Regions from separate parts of the Homo sapiens genome. Here region 2 is linked to region 1. Evidence: read pairs that join two places in POLR2A ChIA-PET (ENCODE). Cell type or tissue: GM12878. All regions are shown on one strand. Each heading gives the region's core, and the rest is flanking DNA. Links, peaks and the distances in the headings are about the cores only. Region 1 has its middle 12 kb from the start of DDIT4. Region 2 overlaps MICU1 (mitochondrial calcium uptake 1).

Region 1 (6,482 bases), core at 646-5,645:
CTGTATTATATTTCTATTGGACACTGCTAGCCCGGAGGTCAAATGTGGAGGTTCGCCGCGCACGGTGGTTCACGCCTGTAATCCCAGCACTTTGGGAAGCTGAGGTGGACAGATCACCTTAGGTCAGGAGTTCAAGACCAGCCTGGCCAATATGGTGAAACCCCATTTCTAATAAAAATACAAAAAAAATTAGCCGGATGTGGTGGTGTGCACCTGTAGTCCCAACTACTAGGGAGGCTGAGGCAGGAGAATTGCTTGAACCTGGGAGGTGGAGGTTGCAGTGAGCCAAGATCAGGCCACTGCACTCCAGCCTAGGCAGTAAAGTGAGACTCCGTCTTAAAAAAAAAAAAAAAACAGGCCGGGCGCGGTGGCTCACGCCTGTAATCCCAGCACTTTGGGAGGCCGAGGCGGGTGGATCATGAGGTCAGGAGATCGAGACCATCCTGGCTAACAAGGTGAAACCCCATCTCTACTAAAAATACAAAAAATTAGCCAGGCGCGGTGGCGGGCGCCTGTAGTCCCAGCTACTCGGGAGGCTGAGGCAGGACAATGGCGTGAACCCGGGAAGCGGAACTTGCAGTGAGCCGAGATTGCGCCACTGCAGTCCGCAGTCCGGCCTGGGCGACAGAGCGAGACTCCGTCTCAAAAAACAAACAAAAAAAACAAGTGGAGGTTCGAATCCTGTCTCTGTGTGTCCTTGAGCAACTTCACAAACCTCTCTTGGCCTCAGTTTCCTCACCTATAAAACAGGTGGCACCTTTCCCATACAGTTGCTCAGAGGAATGAATGAGATAATGTTTGTAAGGCACTTAGCACAGTGCCTGGCATATAGTAGGTGCTCAGAAAAAAAAAAAATATATATATATATATAGTTATTATAGACTTCCTTTCACCAAGACATTCCAAAGTACAGATCAGTGAATCTCAGCAATATTTACTGAGGCTGGATGCGGTGGCTCACACCTGCAATCCCAACACTTTGGGAAGCGAAGGTGAGAGGATTGCTTGAAACCAAGAGTTTGAGACCAGCCTGGGCAACAAAGTGAGACTCCCATCTCTACGAATAACAATAAGAACAATAAAACATTAGCTAGGTGTGGTGGTGCATGCCTGTGGTCCCAGCTACTTGGGAGGCTGAAGTGGGAGGATCACTTCAGCCTGGGAGGTTGAGGCTGCAGTGAGCTGTGTTTGTGCCACTGCACTACAGCTTGGGTGACAGAGCAAGAAAAAATAAAAACAAACAAACAAAAATGACTGAGCTAGCTGTGTGCCAGGCCCTTGAAACAAGCCCAGCAATACCTCTGCTCTCATGGAACTCCCATCCTGTAGAAGGGAGGTGGCCACTGAACAAAGACACAGGCTAACTTCTGGTGGTGTTAAGGGCTGTGGGGGAAAATGTATGCGGAGCTGTGCTAGAGGATGGTTGCTTTTGCAGGGGTGGCCAGGGCATGCTGCCTTGTGGAGCAGGGGACAGTGAGCTAAATCTGATCCTCTAGTAGCTGGCCAGGGGATGCTCTGAGGGAAGAGTGTTCCCTGCAGTGGGACAGGCAAGTGCAGAGGCCACAGCACCAGCCCCTGCAACGGCTGCCTGTTTTCTGTATTCCGCAATCGGCTTCACCATACTTTCCATTTCTTGGATCCAACTCTCTCCTGGCCACTGCACTGTCCCTGTGTGCATGACAACCTTTGTAAAGCTGGTCCACGTTATTTTCTTCCTCATCTGTTCTTTTTTTTTTTTTTTTTTCTGAGGTGGAGTCTTGCTCTGTCACCTCTGTCACCCAGGCTGGGGTGCAGTGATGCTATCTGGGCTCACTGCAACCTCTGCCTCCCGGGTTCAAGTGATTCTCCTGCGTCAGCCTCCCAAGTAGCCAGGATTACAGGTGTGCGCCACCACGCCTAATTTTTATATTCTCAGTAGAGACAGGGTTTCATCGTGTTGGCCAGGCTGGTCTTGAACTCCTGACCTCAGGTGATCCACCTGCCTCAGCCTCCCAAAGTGCTGGGATTACAAACGTGAGCCACCGCGCCCGGCCCTCGTCTGTTCTGCACTCTCCTGTCTGCCTAGCAAGTCTCCGCCCTTCTTTGCCCCTCCAACTCTGGTCCCTTATTCTAGGAAGTTGCCCCTGGTCGTTCCTGTTTCCCCTGGTCTCTCTCTGGGGCTCTTCTAGACTGAATGCTTGATTCAGCACCACCCTGCCTCCAGCCCCACTTCATCTTTCTAGATCAGTTGTGGCTCCTCAACAAACTTGCCCCTTTCCTAGGGCAAGAACCAGAACATTCCTCCTAGCACTGAGTTGAGCCATTCAATAAAACCTACGGATTGCCAGTGCTTGGCTCTGGGGAAACCGAGAGGCATGTCTGCCCAGGCAGAATGGAAAATCCCCCGATGGGGGAAGGGCCGTGGAAATTTCTTCTTAACGTTCTCCTTCCAGATTTGGACATGCCCCAGAAAGCAGTCAAGCATTTGCTCAGTGACCTGCAAGAAGGCTCTGTTCTTCCCACCCTGAGCCCCGTGCGCCGCCCCAGGCTTGAACCCAGGGAGGGCGACCGGGTGGGGCTGGAGGAAAACAGCAGCAGTGGCGGCTGGCAGCTGAGCTTTGCCTCATAGAATCTCTCTTAGGTGTCATCCAGTCCCATCCCCTCAGTTCAAAGATGAAGAAACAAGGTCAGTGGAAAAATGAGGCAAAACCACAGGTCTCACCGTTCCCAGTCCAAGCTCTCTCTGTTGCCCCATGTTGCTCGATTTCCTCATCTGTAAAATGGGAATAATAATAGTAGCTATTTTGTAGTCGGTGATAGGTAAAGTGAGTTGAAGATGCGAAAGAGTCCATAAATATGGGCTATTTATCCTCTCCAGTCCTGAGCCTGCCCTTTCTTGCAGCCCCATGGTACAATATGCAGTTCTCAACCCTCTCCTCTGACTTCCTAGAACATCCTAGAATACTAGAAATCCAGAGCTCTCATCTGGCCCCTCACCACTTACCACCTTGTAGGAGTGGGTGCAGCAGGACTTGCCTGTTGAGGTATTTGGAGTGGGACTGGGGTGTAACAGGGCATGAAAGTGCTTGGAAGTATTGTGCACTGGTGGTGGGAATGTAAAATGGTGCAACCGTTATGGAAAATAGTATGGCAGTTTCTCAAACGATGAAAAATCAAATTACCATATGATCTAACAATTCTACTTCTGAGTCTACACCTAAAAGAAGTGGCAGCAGGGACTTGGCGAGATAACTATACACCCATGTTCATAGCAGCACTCTTCACAATAGCCAAAGGATGGGAGCAACCCAGGTGTCTGTGACAGATGAATGGATAAGCAAAATGTGGTGTGTGCATACAACAGAGTACTATGCAGACCGAGAAAGGAAGGAAATGCTGTCACGTGCTACAACATGCATGAACCATAAGGATATTATGCAAAGTGAAATAGGTCAGTCACAAAAAGACAAATACTACATAGTGGCCAGGCACGGTGGCTCACACCTGTATTCCCAGCACTTTGGGAGGCCGAGGCGGGTGGATCACAAGGTCAGGAGTTCAAGACCAGCCTGGTCAACATAGTGAAACCCCATTTCTACTAAAAAAATACAAAAATTAGCTGGGCATGGTGGCATGTGCCTGTAATCTCAGCTACTCGAGAGGCTGAGGCAGTAGAATTGCTTGAACCCGGGAGGCAGAGGTTGCAGTGAGCCGAGATCATGCCACTGCACTCCAGCCTAGGCAACAGAGCAAGACTCCGTCTCAAAAAAAGAAAAAAAAAAAAAGTCACAGCCAGGCGCAGTGGCTCATGCCTGTAATCCCAGCAACTTTGGGAGGCCGAAGCCGGCGGATCACTTGAGATCAGGAGTTCAAGACCGGCCTGACCAACATGGTGACTCCTCATCTCTACTAAAAAATACAAAAATTAGCTGGGTGTGGTGGCGGGCGCCTGTAATCCCAGCTACTCGGGAGGCTGAGGCAGGAGAATTGCTTGAACCTGGGAGGCGGAGGTTGCGGTGAGCTAAGATTGTGCCATTGCACTCCAGCCTGGGCAACAAGAGTGAAACTCCATCTCAAAAAATAAAAAATAAAATAAAATAAAAAAGACCAATACTACATAGTTCCAGTTATATGAGGTACCTAGAGGAGTCAAATTTCTAGAGACAGAAATTAGAATGTTGGTTGCCACGGGAGGAGGAAATAAGTTGTTTAACGGGTACATAGTTTCAATTGTAGAAGAGGGAAAATGTTCTGGAGATTGGTTGTACAATGATGTAAATATACTTAACACTACTAAATCATATGCTCAAAATGGGTCAGATGGCAAAATTTTTATTATGTGTATTTTACCACAATAGTAGTAATAATAATAATAATAAAGTGCTTGGGCTGGGCGCAGTGGCTCACAACTGTAATTCCAGCACTTTGGGAGGCCGAGGAAGGCAGATCACCTGAGGTCAGGAGTTTGAGACCAGCCTGGCCAACATGGTGAAACCCCAACTCTACTAAAAATACAAAAATTAGCCTGGTGTGGTGGCGGGTGCCTGTAACCCCAGCTACTTGGGAGGCTGAGGCAGCAGAATCACTTGAACCCAGGAGGCGGAGGTTGCAGTGAGTCGAGATCATGCCACTGCACTCCAGCCTAGGAGACAAGAGTGAAATTCTGTCTCAAAAAATAATAATAATAATAATAAAATGCTTGAAAGTAGCCCAAATGGGCCTCTCCAGGAGATGTTGGACTTGAGCTATCATGGTCTTTCTTATCCTTCCCACCTTCCACAAGTGTTCTTTTAGCATTTTCTATAAGCCAGACACAAGGCTAGGCACACGAAAATTGACATTCTATTGGCCAAGACAGAGAATAAATAAAATTTGAGCCAAAGTGATCATAGCTTCTTTTTGCTTTCCTTTTCTTAGTGAAATTTTACCATATTTACACTAAACGAAACCATAATTATGGAGCTATAATTTACTTTTTAAACTTCCAGAGCTTTTTTTTTTTTTTTTTTTTTTGAGACAGAGTTTCACTCTTGTTGCCCAGGCTGCAGTGCAATGGCCCCATCTTGGCTCACTGCAACCTCTGCCTCCCAGGTTCAAGCAATTCTCCTGCCTCAGCCTCCCGAGTAGCTGGGATTACAGGTGCATGCCACCGTGCCTGGCTAATTTTTGTATTTTTAGTAGAGATGGGGTTTCATCGTATTGGTCAGGCTGGTCTCAAACTCCTGAACTCAGGTGATCCGCCCACCTTGGCCTCCCAAAGTGCTGGGATTACAGGCATGAGCCACTGTGCCCGGCCCAGAGCTTACTTTATATGCTTTTTTGGGAGTGTTAATTTTTTTTTAATTGAGGTATAATTTGCATGTAGCAAAATGCACCCTTTTTTAGATGTACAATTCCATGAATTTTGACAAATGTATATTTAAAAAACTTTATTGATATAATTTACGTATCACAAATTTCAGTGGATTTTAGTATGTTCAGACTTCTGCATCCATCACCACAATCTGTCTTAGAATATTTTCATCACCCCAAAAAGTAACTTGAGACCCATTAGCCGTCACCCACTCTTTTCCTCAAACTCCCAGCCCTAGGCAACCACTAACCTACTTTCTGTCTCTCTGGATTTTCATATTCTGGACATTTCATATAAATGGAAACATACAATATGTCATCTTTTGTGACATGCATCTTTCATTTAGCGTAATGTTTTGGAAGCTCATCCATGTTGTAGCATGTATCAGAACTGCGTTTCTTTTTATTGCCAAATAATGTTCCATTGTGTGGCTATGCTACACTTTGTTTTGTCTGTTGATGGACATTTGGGTTGTTTCCACTTTTTGGCTATTATGAATAATACTGCTATGAACATTTGTGTACAAGTTTTTTTGCATAGACATACATTTTCATTTATCTTGAATGTATACCTAGAAGTGAAATTGCTAGGTCCTACGGTAACTCTATGGTTAGCATTTTGAGGAACTGCCAAACTGTCTTTTTTTTTTTTTTTTTTTTTGAGATGGAGTCTCGCTTTGTCACCCAGGCTGGAGTACAATGGCAAGATCCCAGCTAACTGCAATCTCCACCTCCCTACAACTTCCACCTACCGGGTTCAAGAAATTATCTTGCCTCAGCTTCCTGAGTAGCTGGGATTACAGGTGCCTGCCTCCACACCGGGCTAATTTTTGTATTTGTATTAGAGACGGGGTTTCACCATGCTGGCCAGGCTGGTCTCCAACTCCCAACCTCAGGCAATCCACCTGCCTCAGCCTCCCAAAGTGCTGGGATTATAGGCGTGAGCCAGTGTGCCTGGTCGCCAAACTGTTTTTCAAAGTGGCTGCATCTGGCCGGTGCAGTGGCTCACGACTGTAATCACAGCACTTTGGGAGGCCAAGGTGGGCAGATCATCTGAGGTCGGGAGTTTGAGAACAACCTGGCCAACATGGTGAAACCCCATCTCTACTAAAAATACGAAAATTAGCCGGGCATAGTGGCTCACACCTGTA
Region 2 (5,000 bases), core at 1-5,000, 280 kb before region 1:
TCTGCCTCACCAATTCCAGGCACCTCAGGTTTTCCAAACTTTGATCTCTGTCACTTTAGTTTAGCAAGATCACTGTATTTGGCTTGGGATCCTCTTTGTGGTCTAGAAAATGTTTCCAGACAGAAATTCTGGGCAATTATAGGCCTCCATTTTTCTTTTCTTTTTTTTTTTTTTTTTTTCTTTTTGAGATGGAGTCTCACTCTGTCACCCAGGCTGGAGTACATTGGTACAATCTCGGCTCACTGCAACCTCTGCCTCCTGGGTTCAAGACATTCTCCTGCCTCAGCTTCTCAAGTAGCTGGGACCAGGCAAGCACCACCACACCCGGCTAACTTTTGTATTTTTAGTAGAGATGGTTTTTTGCCATGTTGGCTAGGCAGGTCTCGAACTCCTGACCTCAAGTGATCCACCCACCTCGGCCTCCCGAAGTGCTGGGATTACAGGTGTGAGTCACCACGCCTGGCCAGGCCACCATTTTCTTAGAGAGTTGCATACTGTGCAGTGTCTGAAAGCAGTCATTTGATATATTTTGTTCAATTTTCTGTATTTTTGCCCTGGTAGGAAGTCAGATCTATTATCGTTTGCTCCATTATGGCTGTAAGCAAAAGTCTTCTTTTTGTATTTCATCAGTTCTGTAATATTTAATTAATTTTAGTATTATATCATTGCAGCAATGGCTTCAACTACCAGAAATACTTATATTATTTTTTAAAAAAGAAATACTTATATTATTTTGGTCCCCTATTTCTTCTTTATTTATGTTCCTTTTTATTGTAGTGAAAGGTGCATAACATAAAACTTACATCTTAACCATTTTTTTCTAAAGACCTTGATATTCCACCCTTTCAGTTACAGTTGGGACAAGGGGAGAATGAGAATGGGAAGAGTTGGAGTGAGATGAAGAACAAGGAGGCGCTCTATGGCTGGAAGTCTAGTACATTTAGTTTTTGTACTGGAAGGGCTCATCGTCTCTGGTTTCAATGGGAAGACGTGTGGATGAGGGCTTCTGTCACATGTCTTCACCATTTTAAAATATGCAGTTCAGTAGTTTAAAGGGTATTCACATCATTGTGAAACAGATCTCCAGAACGTTTTCATCTTGCAAAACTGAAACTCTACTTATTCAAGAGCAACTTCCTTGCTTCCCCTTCCCTCAGCCCCTGGTAACCCCCATTCTACTTTCTGTTTCTGTAAATCTAAATATTCCAGGTAACTCATGTAAGTGAAGTCATACAATATTTGTGGTTTTGTGACTGGTTTATTTCACTTAGCATAACGCCCTCAAGATTCATCCACGTTGTAGCTTGTGACAGGATTTCCTTTCCTTTTAAAGCTGAAAAATATTCCATTATCTGTATATACCACATTTTGTTTATTCATCTGCCAATGGACTTTTGAGTTGTTTCCACCTTTCAGCTATTGTGCATAGTGCTGCTGTGAACATGGATGTGCAAATATTTATTTGAGACCCTTTCATTTCTTTGGGATATATAACCAGAGATCATGTGGAAGTTCTATTTTATATTTTTTGAGGAACTTCTTCATGTAGAATATTTGACAAATTTCATTGCTGTTGCTCTGCTAAGCTGTATCTGTTTGCTTATTTGTCTAGTATGATGGACGTTCAAGATTAATCTAGATTTCTTTTTTGCATATCCAGGGCCCATGCAGAATCTCCACCATGTGTAGACAACCTAAAAAGTGACATCGGTGATAAAGGGAAGAATAAAGATGAAGGGGATGTTTGTAACCATGAGAAAAAGACTGCAGATCTTGCCCCTCACCCAGAAGAGAAAAAGAAGAAACGTTCTGGATTCAGAGACAGAAAAGTATGAAACATAGTCTTATAAGTTGATCAGAAGTATATCTTAAAGTAGAATAATGCAGTTCAATCTTTTTAATCATATGTTTCAGATGGTTCATCTTCACTTTCAAGTTATCACTTCTTTGCTATTTTCTATCATGTTCTAAGCCAAAAGTACTCTTGGAATGTGAGGTTAAAGGAGGTAGTTAAAAGGATCTAGGACCAATAACCATGATTAGCATATTTTTTCTTAGTTCTTTCAGTTCAACTGCCTAAGGTGATTCTTTTTTTCTGGATCTTCCTGATGCTAAATGTTATCATATATGTTAAGTTGAGTCTTTGTGGTATTTCTGATATCGGGTTGTAGAGACAGAATAAAATCTCTTTGGAAACATAACTTCTAGAAGACCAAGTAACTTTGAGGACAGCACAAACTTCAAATGACTATCAAGATTTTATGTAATTAGGCCCCGCATGGTGGCTCATGCCTATAATCCCAGCACTCTGGGAGGCGGAGGTGGGTGGATCACCTGAGGTCAGAAGTTCAAGACCAACCTGGCCAATGTGATGAAACCCTGTCTCTACTAAAAATACAAAAACTAGCCTGGCATGGTGGCATGCACCTGTAGTCCCAGCTACTCAGGAGGCTGAGTCAGGAGAATTGCTTGAACCCGGGAGGTGGAGGTTGCAGTGAGCTGAGATTGTGCCACTGCACTTCAGCCTGGGCGGCAAAGCAAGACTGAGTCTCAAAAAAAAAAAAAAAAAAAAAAAAGATTTTATGTAATTAACACAACCTGCTGTTATGTAGCTTTGCCTCAGCGAAGTTTCAGTTCCACTACAGCAGTTCCTATGATATCAGGTATTTGAGTTCAGCAAACATGAGTGATGAACAATGAAAAGGATGGATTTCTTAGACATTTTGCATGTCAAGGTTAAAATTCAGGGAGTTGCGTTCAGTTGCTAAACTATAGCTAATAATGCAACAAGATAATTTGAGTTATTTCTGCGTTTTGTGTGTTTGTGGTTTGTGTTTGCAAGAAGAGTTCTTTGTAAAATCTGGATCTTCTGTCTGGTTTCATATGTTAGATGAAGTAATTTTTTTATTTTTGGAGACAGAGTCTCCCTCTGTTGCCCAGGCTAGAGTGCAATGGCATGATCTTGGCTCACTGTAACCTCCGCTTCCTGGGTTCAAGCGATTCTCCTGCCTCAGCTTCCCAATAGCTGGGATTACAGGCATGCACCACCATGCCCCGCTAATTTTTGTATTTGTAGGAGAGATGGAGTTTCACCATGTTGGCTAGGCTGGCCTCGAACTCCTGACTTCAGGTGATCCGTCTGCCTCGGCCTGCCAAAGTGCTGGGTTTATAGGCATGAGCCGCCATGCCCAGCCTAGATGAAATTATTAAATGTGTTTTCTCTATACCCAAATCCATTTCTGATAGAGGTGAATTGAACAAAAGTCATGCATCACAAGTCAATTATCAAGTGTCCTTGTTTTTCTGTCAGGATACATTTATTTATTGTTTTGCCCTGAGTGAATTCAAAGAAAGCACAACTTTACTCTGTGCCAGCAGTTTCATCTACAGGCCAGTCACACTTTCCATTTCGTAAAATACAGCTAAAATGTCCCAAATAAACATTTATTTTGAACCTACTTCCATTTTCTACTCCTGCCTTCTGCTCAGCAGATGAGCATATCTCATACTTCATAGAAAAAATTAAAGCTATCTGTGTGATTTACTCAAATTCCAACCCTTATAGTTACAAAATCTATCTAATCTGTATTTGAAATAATTCTTATTTCTTTCACTGAAGTTTCAGAGGAAGAGCTATCTTTTCCCTGTTCAAGGATAATTGTTTTAATGTCTTTCTGTATCTCTAATAATCTATTTCAACACTTATTCTGTCTTCATTCTGTTTTTTTCAGTCATTCTTTGTATATTCATTCTTTTACATAATCTATATAGACATGTTAAGAATTTATCTATAATTTAAGAAATAATAAACCACATTTTTATGCCATAAGTTTTGTGTTTTGTTTGTTTGTTTTGAGATGGAGTCTCGGTCTGTCGCCCAGGCTGGAGTGTAGTGGTGTGATCTAGGCTCACTGCAACCTCTGCCTCCTGGATTCAAACGATTCTCATGCCTCAGCCTCCTGAGTAGCTGGAATTACAGATGCCTGCCACCATGTCTGGCTAACTTTTGCATTTTCAGTAGAAACGGGGTTTCACCATGTTAGCCAGACTGGTCTCGAACTCCTGAGCTCAGGTGATCCGCCCACCTTGGCCTCCCAAAGTGTTGGGATTATAGGCATGAGCCACTGTGCCTGGCTTATGTCATAAGTTTATTTAAAACATATCTATTATCCTATGTAAATTCAAGGGTTTGATTTATTTTTCAGAGATTGCACCTCTTAAAATGCTCTTCATATCTGTTTCATGGATGAATTAAACATCCTTGTTTCTTAAGCAGTTGGTGTCTTACTATAAAGAAATGTGCATAAAATCCAGATCCAAAGTGCAAAGTCATTATAATTAGTAACCACCACTTATTTTCTACTGAAAATAGCATGTTCTTCCCTTAGCCCTCTTTATAGTGCCTCATGCCTCCTGTAGACCACAGAGGTTGTGAACCTCTGGATGCCCTGTTCCAACATGGTGCTATTGGAAGTTCAGTGAGAGGTGCATAGACTGAAGGCAGGAGAGATGGCAGCACCACACCAAGTCCTCCTTAAACTGCATTTTTTAATCCCCTTTTTCTTCTCCATTTTGATCATGTATTTTTCTCTTGCTACTTTCCCATTCATTTTTTTCCCTCTGGTCTGGTCCTGTGATGTCTACATCAGCAGTCCCCAACCTTTTTGGCACCAGGGACTGGTTTTGTGGAAGACAGTTTTCCTGCAGACCAGAGTGGGAGGGGATGGTTTGAGGAGAAACCGTTCCACCGCAGATCATCAGGCATTAGATTCTCATAACGCACACAACCTAAATCCCTTGCATGTGCAGTTCACAATCGGGTTCATGCTCCTATGAGAATCTAATGTTGCCGCAGATCTGACAGGAGGCAGAGCTTAGTCGGTCATGTTCCACTGCTGCTTACCTCCTGCTATGCAGCCTGGTTCCTAACAGGCCCCGGACCAGTACCAGTCCACGGCCCAGGGCTGGGGTCCCTTGCTCTACATGTTGTCCTTCACATT

The links. ChIA-PET counts read pairs that join two places held together with the same protein. Peaks named below come from ENCODE experiments on the same cell type or tissue, not always from the same donor. Only the 100,000 strongest peaks of a DNase experiment are listed, where the experiment ranks them.
Region 2: POLR2A ChIA-PET joins it to region 1 with 10 read pairs; 2 of 35 experiments call an interaction of 5 or more read pairs at or near these places.

What each region holds. Positions count from the first base shown.
Region 1 is chr10:72,282,290-72,288,771 of GRCh38, reverse strand. No RefSeq gene overlaps it. Among named protein-coding and RNA genes, the nearest start is that of DDIT4, 12 kb to the right of the region's middle. RefSeq lists an enhancer at 1,753-2,253. In GM12878, for the core only: no CTCF peak of the experiment used is centred there; a DNase peak (open chromatin) is centred at 3,324; H3K4me3 peaks cover 438 bases; H3K27ac peaks cover 1,281 bases.
Region 2 is chr10:72,559,724-72,564,723 of GRCh38, reverse strand. It overlaps MICU1 (mitochondrial calcium uptake 1), which reads left to right. Exons shown (of 12, transcript NM_001195518.2): 3 at 1,661-1,829. It also overlaps the pseudogene COX7CP4. Among named protein-coding and RNA genes, the nearest start is that of MICU1, 64 kb to the left of the region's middle. RefSeq lists a silencer at 2,659-2,768. In GM12878, for the core only: no CTCF peak of the experiment used is centred there; DNase peaks (open chromatin) are centred at 1,163 and 2,733; H3K27ac peaks cover 252 bases.